Linked DNA regions of Homo sapiens: region 2 is linked to region 1. A link is a contact called in ENCODE Hi-C or POLR2A ChIA-PET data. All regions are on one chromosome and are shown on one strand. The core of a region is the stretch at or near the end of the contact, and the rest is flanking DNA. Distances in the headings are between cores, read along the strand shown. Region 1 overlaps RALGAPA2 (Ral GTPase activating protein catalytic subunit alpha 2). Region 2 overlaps RALGAPA2 (Ral GTPase activating protein catalytic subunit alpha 2).

Region 1 (7,374 bases), core at 3,615-6,114:
GTAGGTGAGTGTTTCCATTCAGACATTTGTGCAAGCATTATACCAAGGGACCCAGAGCCACCCTGAAGCTGGCTGTCTTTGCAGGGTGAGGGCTGTGTGAACTCTAGGACAGCCCCAGTTCTCACAATTACTTTCTGCAGGTCTCAATTCCTCCTACAGTTCCAGTTAGATACTATTCATATTTCCCCGAAAACATACCTATATTAGGTTCTTGGTGATGCTGGCTACCGTGTTTTCACTTCAAAAGGACTGAATTTTAGGAGTGTATTGTAATGTCTTTGCATGTTTTATTAAAAAGGAAAAAGAAAAAAGCTGTAGCAAATATAGGAATGGAGAAATATAAAGAGATGTTCAGCACTACTAGGAGGCCCAGGGTTGTATTTTGTTTAAAACTATGTAAGGGGTTGGCTATACATTTTGCCTGCTATTCTTTTACTTTTATGTGGGAAGGAGGAAGGAAAAAAATGATGTACTGGGTAATTTTGCCATTAGAAAGTCGGAGATGCCATTAAATTGTTCTGGATCATCGTGACTTGTGCTCAGCACCCGCAGTTGCATTTGTCCCAGAGCCCACATTCAAACACAGTTGAATCGTGCACCCTTCAGTATAGGTACAATGGTATAGGCACAGGTCACTTTTTAAATAATTGGCCTGTACAGTCATTCCCAGAAGTATGAGAGAGTGAAGAATAAACAGGCATTGCAACAGATGAGCTTCCTTTTGTAACCTTATAAACAGAAAAGAGGCTATGTTGGGGTCACCTCAGATTTTCTTTTTGTGGTCAAATAGTCTAAAGAAAACTGTATTTATGCTAACACGTTTTAAATACATAGTATTCCAGAACACCTTTTTAAAAAATACTTTAAGACAAAACTAAAAATGTTAAATTTGACACATCTCTATTTTATTAAACTGCTTCTGAATTTAGTCATTTTTAATGTTCATCTGTTAGATAAGGAAGCAAGAAATAATTGTTCATGGTGCCAGAGAGCATCCTTCTGCAGTTCCACGTGAGAGAACGAGAATCTCAAATTCCCAGAAGATGTCAGAGGGCCTTACCAGCTTTTGTGGTTTCAGAACTTCAATTTTGGCCAACATTTTAATCTTCATAATCTAGTTTCTTTTAGTCACACTTTGATTCTTTGTCACTTAAATGATTTCGTGTGCAGCTTTCTCCAGCTTGAGATGGTACGGTCATCGTGCAGGAGATTGATCAAGGGTGTTCTTACACCTGACAGAGCCTGGGCCTGAAAGAACTCTCAAGGGGTCTTGTTTTGGAGATCTTTCTAGTAAGGCCTCCTCAAAGACGCCAGGAGTCTGTGATTTGTTTTTGTTCTTTACAGCCTCTTTGTGTATAAGATGATAAAACAAGTGGGCTACACTACTAAGCAATGACAGTAAAGTAACTTTGGGTGCAGGCTTAGGTAGCTTTGAAACAGTGGAAATGGCCCTGAATTGGAAGCCCCAGTGCATGTCCCGGGCCCACTCTGCCACTGCTACTCATGCATCCTCGGGTAGGTGGTGCCTTCACCTTCCTGAGCGCCCATTTCTTTTTTGTACAGTAAGATGAAGATGATGTCATCTACCTCAGAGAGTTAGTGGGAAGATTAAATGAGATAGTATGTGTGAACATGTCTTCTATACAGTAAGCACTCCTTAAATGCTAGGTAGGAGTGTTCTTATCAGACTTAAGCAGTAGTTATTCATTTCCTAAGCAAAGGTAATTTTATACGTCCTTTTCTTAAAGGTTTGTCACAAATCTAGTTTCTTATACATTTGGTAACAATTGTGTTGTAGTGGCTTATGTTCTCTTATGTTCATATTCTTATTTTCATAATAACCATTGAATTGAGAATCTTATAAAGCACAACTGCAATGTGGAATAAAAGACACGTGTTGTTAATTGTTTAGAAACATATTCAGCAATATAAAGCACAGGACTCTGACGCAGGAGTAAAATTCCATTAGAAAATAAATTCTTACAAAGGCCTCAGCCCCATCCAGCTGTAATGTGCCTGCGAAGCTAGCATGCCTTATCTTGGTACCAACACATTAAGAAGACAGGCTGTGTTTTTATGCACTTGTGCTTTTTAAAATCCTCACAGAAGAACATCAATGTTGTAGCCTTTTTTGGTAGTGAAATTTTTTTGGCCTTTGAGTTTTATAATTCAATTTGTAAGCCATGACCCCTCATAAACTGCTGTTATCACCCTGATTAATAAACAGTCAATTTGCTGTTGCAGCTTCGTCACTTGGGGAATGACGAGGTCCATATCGTCTGGTCTGAACACTCCAGAGACTACCGCAGGGGTATTATCCCAACTGCCTTTGGAGATGTTTCAATCATTATTTACCCAATGAAGAATCACATGTTCTTCATCGCGATAACGAAGAAACCTGAGGTACGTTTTCATTGCATTGTTGTACTGACTCATAAAGCATTTGCCATGTGATTCATTGTCATTGAAAATCAGTGATACAAATATGTTAAAGGGGACTCTCATCCAGTTGTTGAATGTCTTACATATATCTGAATTATGCATGCTTTATAGGAATTAAATATGAATTGGGATTTTCAAAGAATTTTTCATCATGAGCACAAAATTGTATTATTGTATTACTAGGCCTCTTTGGAAATTATAATGTCAAATTTATTATTTTGTAAATGTTTTAAGTTTTCTAAATTTTGTACTTTTGAAAAATTGTATCTTGAAATTTTGGTTATGTTGATTAATAATAAGAGTTGAAGGAACCCCATATCACATCTAGCATTTTGTGGAGAACCGTGGGTATGGAATCCAGCCTTGCCTGGTGTCGGGCACTTGCCAAGCCTCTGACTGTGCTAATGGGGTCAATCCTGCAGAATTGCAGGCATGTCCACGAAGAGGCCGGGACTCTGGAGCACGGCCCACGTGATGAGTTTCAACAATTGGAGCACCTTGCTGCAGAATCAATTCAGCCATGTCAATTGGTATTGATCATGGGAAGAGCTGGAACAATCCAATGATCTGTGTGCTGTGTACTAAATTGGCTGCAGTTTCGATCCTTGTCATACCTTTAGTGGTATTTTAGCCATGCTTTATGTAGCGACTTGTTTTTGTTTTAGAATTACTAATAGAAGGGCGTTTTTAAAGTTCTTAAATTAAACATTAGCATATTAAGCCATCCCTCAAGAGGAATGACATTGTGTTTTTCAGCTTGATAGTATGTATAATCTTCATTTTCATTTCAAGTTGTTCTCCTGAAGGAGCTGAAAGTTACCCTTCTGAAAACTCTCTTTTAAAGCTTTGAAATAATAGGCAACAGATTTATTGTTCATATTGGGATTTATGACCTAATCTAAAGGGTTAAAGTTGTGAGGATTAAATGAGCTAATAAATAGAAAGTGCTTCAAACAGTGCCTGGTCCAGAGTAAAAGCTACTTAAGTGTTAGCTATTATTATTATTATTGTTGCTGTTGTTTTTTGTTATTACTACTATGGAGAGAGAATACTTAATGAATTCCAAGTTTAACATGCTTATTATTCTCAGAATAGATGCATTGTGGGTCAACTCCTGAATTCATAAAAGTCCCATTCTGGCTGTTGCAAAGCCTGACATAAAGGGAACCCTCTTTTCTATTGAGGGAACGCAGATGCCAAAAGTCACTTCATATTAAATATTTGCATCATTTTTTATTCTGATCTCCATGTGCGTGAAGTTTTCAGTTTTGTGTATGAAAATGGCTCTTAGTGCTAACATTTGTATTTGTCCATGAAGAGCACTACTTTAAAGAATTAAACTGAAAATTTTAATATAAGAGAACCAGTGAATTTAGTGTCTTATAGCTTTCAAAAAGAGGAAATGTGTTTCTTTAATATTTAGTATGGATTAATTGGCTTTATTAGCTCATTTTCAACATGGGCTTCTAAAATGTCATTTAATGTCCTAAAAATGTCACCTTTATTTTTAAGTAAAAAACATGCAAGCCATTTTAATTCACTTTATAGAATCAAAAGTGATTTTTTTGATTTTTTAAAAAGATAGTACACTTATAATGCATGAATATAATTATTAACATACCTTGTAAACTTTCTTATAAAATGTTTGCACATTTAATGAATTTGGCTATAAATTCTGACAAGATGAATTGAGCAAATCGCTTTCTTAATATTTTAATTCAAAAAGCCTAAAGGGAAGAAGAGAATAATGGCCAACTGGAAATTTAGTATTATCCTTACATTTAAAGTACAAACCATTACAATGTAATAAAATTAATCCAGACATTTCCAGGGCAAGTGTGGCTGACCTTTTGTTCACCAACCACTGACCCCAGGGTGAATGCAAGAGGCTTGCGGAGGGAAAGTCTGTTTGTTTGGCTTCAGTCCCTGGTATTTAAATTGCATTCCCTAATCAAATGAAAAGGCTGTCCTCTCTATCAGGTTACAGAATCCATGGCAACATTTGGCCTTTTATATCCATAATGTTAGCCTTTTTGTTTGCATCTAAGTAGAGACACCTGGAGCAATGTTAACATTAACCGATTTAGCATTAATAGCTTCATTATATAAGAATTTCTGATCAGATAGCTGTTACTTTTGTTATATTGCTTCAGCTTGTATTGTTGTCATTTTTTATCTCCCTGCTTGGCAACCAGGCAATGATTTGCAAATTTTTTTTGTCTTGATTAATTAAGCAATATAATTATCAGTAACCGTGATGCAGTCTTTGCTCAACAAAGCTTCTGAGAGAAAACAATGGTAAGTCTGTTAGTATGAATGCATTCCACGCGTCCCAGATGCATGAGGATATTACGGACAATGAGGGGAAAGGCCGCCTGTGAGCGAGGACAAAGGGTGCCACGCAGACTCGACACACTGCACATACCGCCAGGGACATGCTGCGGGCTCCCTGGGACACAGACGCCTCGTTAGATTACAGCTAGTCAGCAGAGATTAATTCTCAGCCATTTGGTACAATAATTTACCCATTCCCCAGCCTTTTAACTAGTGCTCCTTACTGTGGAAGGGAAGGCTTTGTACTCAAAAGGTTTATTTAACCTTGCCTACTTTTAGGGATCTCCACCAAAATCCGTATTTTTTTCTTAGAAATTGTAATGACGCAGCTGCTTGAAGTTAAGGAATATTCCTTTTGAAGGACAGGATATGCATGTTTCCAAAATTGTAGGTAGAGTCAAAGGCATTCTTTTAGCACCTGTGTATTTCATCTGAGTATAGTATGACTCTGTGGTCTAAGTACATTTATTTTACTGTTCTCTGGGCAGCCATACTCCTCTAAGAATAATTTTAATCCTTTTTTGGGAGAAAAAAAAACCTCATCAGTACACAAAAGTCTTGCTCATTGGGTAGAGTCATGCATATTCAAATTGTACTTTCATTCACTCGGCCTCATTAATAGCGTATGTAATAATGTAGGGCTATTTGTAATACAAGCTTACAGGCAGCATTGCTTCCAAGTCCTTTGAAATTTAACATATTTCGCTTTTTCATTCCATACACCTCCCTTAAATATACAAATTATGTGCCTGGCAGAATCCGCCTCCTCTTAATAATACACAGCATTTGTGAAATGGTATGTTGAAGAAGTGTGGGTGTGCTTGTGTGAACGCATAAAACCCTCTCATCTGAGTGGGCCTGTTCACTTCTTGAGCTTTGTATTGAACTTCTTTTTTTCATTTAAAAAAAAAAAATCAGTGTGCTTAGCAGCATCATTCCATTGTTAAATTACTTTCAAAATAAGTCCATCTCCATAAACATTGACACAATCATTCTTTGGTCACAGAAAAGAAATGTGTTATTGTTAGACTTATGTTTTTTCCAGCTTTTATTATTAAGTCAGCAGTCAAGGAAAGACTTGCATATAGAGCAGAATGTGAGTGATTCAAGGGGTTTGTTAAAATGCCAGAGTTGTTCTTCAGAAAAGTGATTCATAGAACTTCCACACTGCAGTGAGTACCCGTGCTGCTTTCCCTCTCTTTCAGTATCTGGAAAGTAATATTGGTGTTCAAAGTGTTTGCCTTCAGAAATTTGCGAAGGTAAGTTTTAGTGGTTTGGGCATGTTTATTTCCAGGCATAGTAGTGACTGGCTGGTGACCAGTTGACCAGAGGGTAGGTGTTCAGAAGCAGCCTTGAGCAGGAGCAGTTGAGACAAGAGGAAGTTTTGGTGAAGTGTCCTCCTCTTCACCTCAACCAGAGTGTCCCTTTTGTAAATGGAAAATATGCTAATGTCCTCTGAACTCTACTTACTCAGCCCTGGTACATACGAGCATGGAGAAAAAAATGATAGTGATTCAGTGATTTGTGAAAAGCGTAGGAGGGGAAGTAGTAAGACAGGAGATGGGACACCAGAGTTCCAGTTCTAAGCCTACCACAAGATGGTAGGTGTCTTGGGCAGATCTTTCCGTTTCTTTGAATCTTAGCTTCCTCAGCTGTGAAATGCTGGTTGAGAACCAAGGCTTCTCTGTAGTCCTTACAGGGATTCTAAATGCCTTTTTTTTTTTGGATCCTCTTGTTCCTAGCTGCCCGTACCTTTCCTTAAGTTGTCCTGACTATCCCCAGAGCGTCATGGAAGTAGTCGCTGGCTCTCTTGAAGGTTCAGCAGCTATTGTGAGTGAGTGAGTGTGAGTGTGTGTGTGTGTGTGTGTGTGTGTGTGTGTGTTCATGTGTGTTCATGCATCCCTCTTCAGGGTGACATCTAGCCCAGGACCTGTACCTGGAGCAGGTGCCCAGAAATGCTGGGAAAAGGCTGTTGTGCCAGAAGTTACAAGAGCATTTGCACATGGGAGGCTGAGAGGAGCCTAGGATTGGCACTGAGTTTGAAAGGAAGTCTTTTAAGCTTACTAGTGTGGCCTCACGGTATAGGGAGAGTGTTTGACTTTGCAACATGGTTATGTAAATTTCTTTCTTTTCATTTTATATGTGCAGTTTTCTTAAATATTTATCCCAATCACAGCCAACTAACCTGTTTAAGATTAAATCATGCCCTTTAAAATGCTCTGGGAACTTCTCAGGGAAAATAAATTGTTAACCTTTGAATATACAAAGAATTATTTATTTAGAAAAGATCATTGAAAATACCAAACAACCAGAATGTACTAAAATAGGTTATTAAATGGATTACTATGTTATGTTCTGTTTGGATAATTTATTATTATTGTTATTAGCATTATTTTTAGTAAAGGAATGACATTGAGAACTATGTGAAAAGGCATCTGTCATTTGCAGATGTTAAATTAAAATCAAATTTCTTCTCTAATTCATTGCCACTTCTAATTAGAGGAATTCCCTAGATACAGGGGATTTGTATTATTCCTTTTGTCCGGTTTTTGAAAGACTGAGTCACCCACGAGCAGTTGCTGAAGAATACTAAAGAAC
Region 2 (7,374 bases), core at 3,500-5,999, 82 kb after region 1:
CTGTCTCTTAATCAAAATTCTTGATAAAAATTCATATGTGAAAATGTGAACAGAATGAGTGGCTAAAGAAACTGAGAAATGTCCAGAAGCCAAGATGGGTTTCTGGTCAGTAATTTGAATGTTCCCTGAATTGAGTAATCCAGGGGAAAACTGCTCTTTAAAAAAGTACTTTGTTGTGTGTGGCTTTTCATGAGATAATAATTCAGAACAGAATTAAAAGTTACACATTTGTTAGTAAACTTTTTAAGGGAACAAAAGGGCCATGGCTAGTATTGAAACAGGGATCGGATTGGTGACCTGGTGCCTCTTTCAGTGAAAGGTCTTTGACCGTCCAGGGATCAGCATTATTTCAGCATTCACTTAACATTTTAACATGTCTTACATGTGAAAAGCTTACAAGCATTTTGATGTCTAGATTATAAATGCCCTTTGTTATAGAAAGCAACCAGCATTGAAGCCCTAAGGATATTAGATAAGAAAATGTCAGATGATACTGCTCCAAATTGCCCTTGCAATTAATTCAGTTAAGATCCCAGCGCTGTGTTTTTTATGGCTACTAAAAGAAATGATTTTTGGCACCCACAAGCTCCTTGGCTGTTTCTAAACGCTGCCAGAGCTAAGGGGATATTTGTTTTCTCTTTGTCAGGGTGTTTACATGCCCTGGCTTGGGCCATGAGCGAAAATGTATTTGATGATCTCCTGGTCTCACCCCAATCCCTAATGGATGTTTGTCTAAATGACAGCACCCAGTTTAGCACTGTTAACACTCCAGTTAGTGGGCGGGAGAGTGTGGGCTGTGTGTGACAGTCGGGGGCATGCATGGCAGGGTCAGGAACCTTCTATGAAGGAAACACTTGCTCCTCCAGGATCCAGTTCTGGAAGCACCTTTATGTTTTCTGTCTCCTACTGCCTTAATTTAGGAGTCAGACCATAAATATTCATTGAATCAGAGAATCTCACAACTTCATTATTACTCCTCTAAATATAGTGCTGGACTTCCTCTAAGGTGCCCAGATCTCTCAGCCTTGACAAGGACAAGCTTATGACAAGAACAAGCTTATGATAGTGCCATCCAGGATTGGGACGGTGGGCTGCCGTCTGGGGTCAGTTCATCTGGTATTATGCAAAACGTCCCTTTGTAGGTTTGATCATGAGCTTGATTAACATAGCCAGCCACTTTCCAGATACGTGGCTTCCGCAGAGTAGTTAGCAAAATGCGCACGCATTTCCTTTTTGTTCACCATTGTCCCAAGCACTGTATGTGGATGTGTTGGACGCAGTGGGGCCTTTGAGGAAACAGCAGGACGATGCTAGGCAGAGCATGACAGGTCTTTAGAGGGACGTGCTTGCTCTAACCCAGGCCCACAAGCAGACGATGGACTGAAAGGGGGAGCCATGAATTGAGCGTTGACAGCGGGCCACGGCGGTCCAAAGGCTCAGGTGGTTGTCAGCCATAAGTTTAGCTCAGCTCTTTGAGTAATTTGTCACGCCTCGCTCAGCCCCTGCTGGGCCAGCACGTGCCAGCTTAGTGTCAGAGTGCCTGTTCGCCAGACGGCCACTCAGGCCTAACGTCCTGCTGTTCCCCGGACCAGCGGCTTGCTGGGGCCATGCACGGAGGGCCGAGCCGTGGCGACAGCCAAGTGCTGTGCAGAATAAGTGTGTTCATAATGAGACGTGAATGGCATTAGTGGGTCCCTCTAGAATTGGGCCTGAGCAGGCGCCTCTCGCTGAGGAAGTTTGGCAGCCTGTTCATTAAGGCGAGTCACCAGGAGTTCAGCCCACAGTCAAGAAGCCAGTTCAGGCTCATGCTGCCCAGGCCTTGGGCGGTTGTGCCCATCTATATAAAAGATCATAAATCATTAGAGGGGCCACTTTGGAAATCTTCAAACACATTTTCCTTGCTTGAGGTTGTATAGAACAAACTTACGGAGAAATTCTGGCAGCACGCTGTCCAGTAGTGCTTTCCACGGTGACAGGCACATCCTGTATCTGTGCGATCCAGTATAGAACCCCTAGCCACGTGCGGCTATTGAGTGCTTAAAATATAGCAAGGTGGGGGGAGGGGCAAAGCAACTGAATTTTAGCTCTTTACTTTAATTAATTCAGATTTAAAATGAGATATCCACGTGTGGCTTGTGGCTACTGTATGGGATAGCACAGCCCTAGAATGCCTCTGGTCTCCTCACGGTATGAAAATTATCCTCTGAATATAACTGAAGGAGTAGGGAGAGGAAGAGCCTGCATTTAGAGATCGGTGTGCACACTTTGCCATAAGAAAGCAGAAAAGTATTTGACCATTTAAAAACACGTGCTGTCTTGAAGGCTGATTGAAAGGACATAATTGTCACCAACTTGTATTTTTAAAGAGGCCATTTTGAAAAGATAGTTTGAAAATGTAGTGAGAAATGCTAGAGTTACTTTTCCTCTTCTGGAGCTGCCAATAATAAACTGATGGTGATCCGCATTCCCTGTGTTCCCGGAGAATTAGCATGATTTTCAAAACGACTGAAACATGTCTTTTAACTTTTGCATTGATAATGAGGAAGGGGAAAATGAGACGTCATGCGGACTTCCCCAAGTGTTAATTCATAACGTCGTATGTGCAGTGCCTCCATCCATTGTGGGATTGTTCTGACGTTATCCTGTTATTGGAAGTGCATGATTCACCTTCTAAGGAAACAGAAGCCACACACAAAAGGGGAAGATTTGCTTTCTGCCCTGTGAAAGCCTGCCACACGCAGGGGTCCTATTAAGACAGCTGGAAAGTTGCTTCAGTGTGTTACGCTTGTAAGTTTTATTGGTGACTGGTTTTTGATTACACATTTGAATGCTGTGTGTTCCAGACTGCAGTTTTAATTAAAAGGCAGTAGTCTTTTTTTTTTAAATTGCACTGTGCACTCTTGGTAGATTCTCTCACATAGTAGTTCTTATTTTCCAATGTTCACAGCTTGTCTTGGTTAGAGGCTCTGATGCCCCCTCAGAATCTATCTTCCTAGCCTTCTCTCTTCCCAGTAACTTGCATCTTCTTATTTTTAAGAAGCGTCTGCACTGTCGTATCACCAAGTTGCTTGAAGTATCAACTCATATGTCAGTAGGCTAAGAATGTTTTATCCACTGAAATAGGATGTAAAAGATCTACCACTGTCAGTGGAAAGAGATGCTATTGCAATCAGTATCTCCTGTTTTTGTTTAAATCGACCCTAATGATCTTATGATGTTATTCTGTAACTGTTGCTTTACATGTTTTTTAGTGTTATTAGTATTTAATGCAATTAAAGTCTAAGAGAAACTTAGGTCTCAAAACCAGAATTTGGGTATGAATTATGACTAATACTTAATTTTCTGCAAGATGGTAAAGAACCTGCAGGATACTTTTTTACACAGAAAAAATTGCACAACGGTATTAAAAGTGAATTCTGTCACTGCTCTGCATGCCACTTTGCACGTGCACTTGTTTCCTTAACCGATTACCGCAGCTATGAAGAGCGAGCTCTGTATCTCGAAGCAATAATTCAGAACCACCGCGAAGTAATGACATTCGAGGATTTCGCAGCCCAAGTCTTTTCTCCCTCTCCCAGCTACTCCCTCAGCGGAACGGGTGAGTGTCTACATTATTCTTCTCTCACGCGCTTAAGACGCATTCGAGCAGCAGATGTACACCTGTTTTTCACAGATAAATGCTTTGCAAATTTAAGAAGAGCATTCTCCCTCTGAATCAACTAATGAATATCAAAAGGAATGATGACATTCATTTTAATTTGTTTTGTATTCGAGCTGTTCACTCAGTTCCTTTCTTCAGCTATCCTGTTAACCTTCAAATCTAGCAAGGTTAATGAACTTTTTCTCAGTAATGTGCTCCGGTTCATTCAGGAGTGTGGGTTTCTTGCTGAGCTGGGAATATGCTGTTTAAAAGCGATGCCCGAATCAGTGCTTACTTATCAAAAAAGAGTTCCTCACAGTGGAAGCCGTTGCTACTAATGCTAAATGGGGATTATGCTGCCGAGATTCGAAGGTCAGGGATTAATGCAGGAGACATGGAAGGACAGTGTCCCGGGGTCCATCATTACAGCAGTGCAGTGTGCGTGTCTCTCTGGAGTGGTTTGTGTCATGTGGACAAGCCGCCGACCGGAGCAGCACCTGGTGTGGAACCCGTTTAGAAACTAGCTTACAATAATTTTCATTTATTAGGGCCAGTGGAAAATTGTGAAAGTTTCCATAGATTTCCTTGTTTTTAGGTTTTTATTCTTTTTATATTTCCAGTTTGGGGGGAAAAATACATGTATTGCCACTTAAACAGATTATGTGATTACTGTGTGTTTCTTTCAAATAATAGAATTATTACTTGTAAATTTCTGCATATAATTACAGATTAATTGCCTTTCAGAGAATAAATGGGATATTTAGCCAATGCATGTTGAGATTCTCAGTGAGGAGCTTCCTTCTTCTTCCACTGCTTTAAATGAAACTGTTAGAGTGCTTAATAGATTTCTAACCTGTGTCAATTGTCTCTGAACACTGCCTTACTTCTCCTATTCTGACTTGTTAACAAATATCTTATACACAAAGTGAAAAAAAATTAAATCCAGTGAAATAAATCACTTACAAATAAAATCAGCCATGCATCATTGTTTAACATCGCTGGCCTCAATCCTTGCCTCTCAGAGCTTTGTTGGGAGATAAGAGGGAGAGGCACGCACTTGCGCAGGGAGCCAGGAGCAGCAGGCAGAAGGCTTGGGAGATAAGCAGGCTGGCAGAGGTGCAGGAGCAGCGTGATTTGCATAATCACGCCTCTGCTTCCTGGTGAGGCGTCAAGGAACACTGGGATGGCCTCTATTGATCTTTGTTGAACTGGAATACTAAGCAACATGAGAAAAGCTTATAACTTAAAGCTTTGATTAATGTTTCTTACATTAAAAAAGTGGAACAGCTGTGAATTGAATTCTTTTATACACTCTGCCAACATTCTATCTAAGACAAAAACAAATTCGTTTCAAGGGAAATGAAGATTTCATACTCGGTCTGGCTAGAGATTTTAAATCGTTTCTAATTTTTCAGTGAAAGAACATGAGGGATCTGTAGCAAAGCTAATTTTAAAAAGATCTCATTCAGCTTTTTCCCACCCTCATGAGATTATTCCCCTCTTCGTGAGGACTTGATTTTTCAGTGCAGGTTGTTTTTTGTTTTTTGTTTGTTTGTTTAACTCTTGAGAAAGCTTTTTACTTCTTAAAATTAAACACGTAAATAATAACTAGATGTTTTCATTCCTTAACTGTTACATTCTTAAGATTATTAAGATATTATCAAAATGAATAATGATGGACTTTGTTTTCTATGTATATTTTAGCCTCTGTATAAACTAATTTGATCTTTTCCAAACATCCATAATTATTTAAACCAATAGAAATGAGTGAGATTCTAGGAGCAATTTGAGTTTTTAAGAACTCTACTTGGAGAGGATTGTCAATAGGCTTCTTCAAGAACGTCATATTTTTGAAAATTGCTTAGCAGAATGAAGATTCTGACAGCATGTGAGGGTGGGCATTGGAACTCTTCTAAAAGGAACGTGAAACCAAACATGGAATATCAAGACAAATGCTACTCCCTCCGCTTTTCAAATTATTAACATCAGTATTACATTTCATAGTGTTCATGGTTTAAGGAATTCAGTGTTGAGTGGGAAACATTTTTATACGTCTATCATGCCTATCCTTAAGTGTGATTTTTAAGTCTAGGCATAATGTTCTGTTTTAATTCTTTGCATATCTTCTCATAACGCTGAGTAGGAATGAACTAGATATAATCTTGATTTGAACTGAAATGTGGGGCAGTACAATGAGGACAGAGCATTTCAGCACCATAGACAAGCACGTTTTCGGAAGCATCTTCTAGCTTACATACTGGCTTCGCTTTTGAGGAATCCCTGTCCACTATCTGTTACTACTTCTACAGATGAAAACATTTGTCATTTGTTTACACTGTTATGTTCTTGGGACAAGGGCGATCAAACCCAGATGAGCCAGCCAGCTTAAACTAAGAAATTGAGGTGAAGTCTGTTCTTCCAAGCAACAAGCCAACTGGAAAAATTGACCCTGAGCGGCTTAAGCTCCCACAGTGCACTTAGGACCCAATCAGACCATCTCTGGCCCTCAGTGTCATCAAAGCAGGGCCTTGGGCTTGGGCTCACATGCGTATGCACAATCTGAGGAATTAGGGGCTCCTAGGTTTTCTTTGTATCCTCACCACCAGGACTTTATTATTAATGAAGAGGGAGCATCACCTGAACACTGCATTCATTCTGCACTGTATTGGTAGCAGCAAGCCAGAAAGCAGCATGCAGCCCCCACTTCTAGAGGGAAAGCCCCAAAATCAGCCTTTAAGTCTGAAGTAAAAGTGGGAGATGCACTCGGTGGGAATGGCCTGTGCCTGAAGCTTCCACTGTTGGAAAATGCCCTCTGCTTCTGACTCTCCCCATCCAGGTGCTGTTACCCATCCGCCCAACAAGCCCTGCGGGGGTGGGTTGGCCAGGTGAACAGGCTTGCGTTCAGGATGCGCCGTCAACCACACATGGTGGTGTAGCTGCTAATATATGAGCGCTCGGCATTTTTCAAAGAGCTTTCAAAACAAAATCTATTTTCCTAATGAGAAAATATTTTTAAAGACCATCGTATCTACCTTGTATCTATTCCATCCATTACTTGTATTGATAACACCTGACATGTAAAGATATTTCAACTACTTTTTTACCTAGCACTATAGTTTACCTTCCTTTTTTGACCAGCATTAAATAATCTAAAATGTAGCCAGTATTAAAATATTGGTTGCAATTAACATATATATGTTTTATGTATAAATACATTTATATACACATATACATTTCTCTCTCACACACACACACATATTGGGGTGGGGGACTAAATTTGTGCTTTCAATCATATCACCAAGAAAGAGGGACCGGCAGAGAGGCCTTGAAAGGGTTAACTGGAATGGGCACCCTCGACTGCTGGGAGGGACTGATGTAATCACTGCAGCTCACAGCCAAGTGCATCTGTTCACCATGAGGTCATTCTTCTGCATGCTAATGATTTGGAAAATCAAGTCTAGTGTTTGACATTATCAGAAAAGATATAAATAGTGTAAATCTTTGCTTTTTAGAAGTTGCTCTTATAAAAGAGAAAAAAAGGAACTTTACATTGGACCTGAGATTTTTTTCAGAACTGCCTTAAAGATTGTGTCTGGATCTAAAAATTTTGGAGGAATCCACTTGTGTCTGTTGATCAATCAATCCCCAGATCACTATTACGGTCACAGCTAGCAATCTGGTAGCCAAGGGCTACAGGTATGTCTCATTTAATATCTAATTTTAAGAATTTCCAA

Evidence for each region. A loop is a pair of places that touch in the nucleus more often than their neighbours do. ChIA-PET counts read pairs that join two places held with the same protein, here RNA polymerase II (POLR2A). Pooled maps may share reads with other maps.
Region 2: a loop to region 1 is called in a pooled map, with 10 times the contacts of the local background. The contact joins two enhancer-like sites. A Hi-C loop is called at or near these places in 1 of 168 maps with a recorded cell type or tissue (ovary) and 12 of 50 pooled maps. POLR2A ChIA-PET finds 5 or more read pairs at or near these places in 3 of 52 experiments (Panc1, activated CD4-positive, alpha-beta T cell and activated CD4-positive, alpha-beta memory T cell).

What each region holds. Positions count from the first base shown.
Region 1 is chr20:20,490,146-20,497,519 of GRCh38, reverse strand. It overlaps RALGAPA2 (Ral GTPase activating protein catalytic subunit alpha 2), which reads left to right. Exons shown (of 40, transcript NM_020343.4): 36 at 2,245-2,403. Among named protein-coding and RNA genes, the nearest start is that of INSM1, 130 kb to the right of the region's middle. RefSeq lists an enhancer at 3,964-5,211. Within about 2 kb of position 4,864, at least 4 of the 41 ENCODE cell types and tissues checked have a DNase peak (open chromatin) inside an H3K27ac peak, as active enhancers do.
Region 2 is chr20:20,408,251-20,415,624 of GRCh38, reverse strand. RALGAPA2 (Ral GTPase activating protein catalytic subunit alpha 2) reads left to right here. Exons shown (of 40, transcript NM_020343.4): 38 at 3,477-3,598. Among named protein-coding and RNA genes, the nearest start is that of INSM1, 44 kb to the right of the region's middle. RefSeq lists an enhancer at 4,414-5,048. Within about 2 kb of position 4,749, at least 2 of the 41 ENCODE cell types and tissues checked have a DNase peak (open chromatin) inside an H3K27ac peak, as active enhancers do.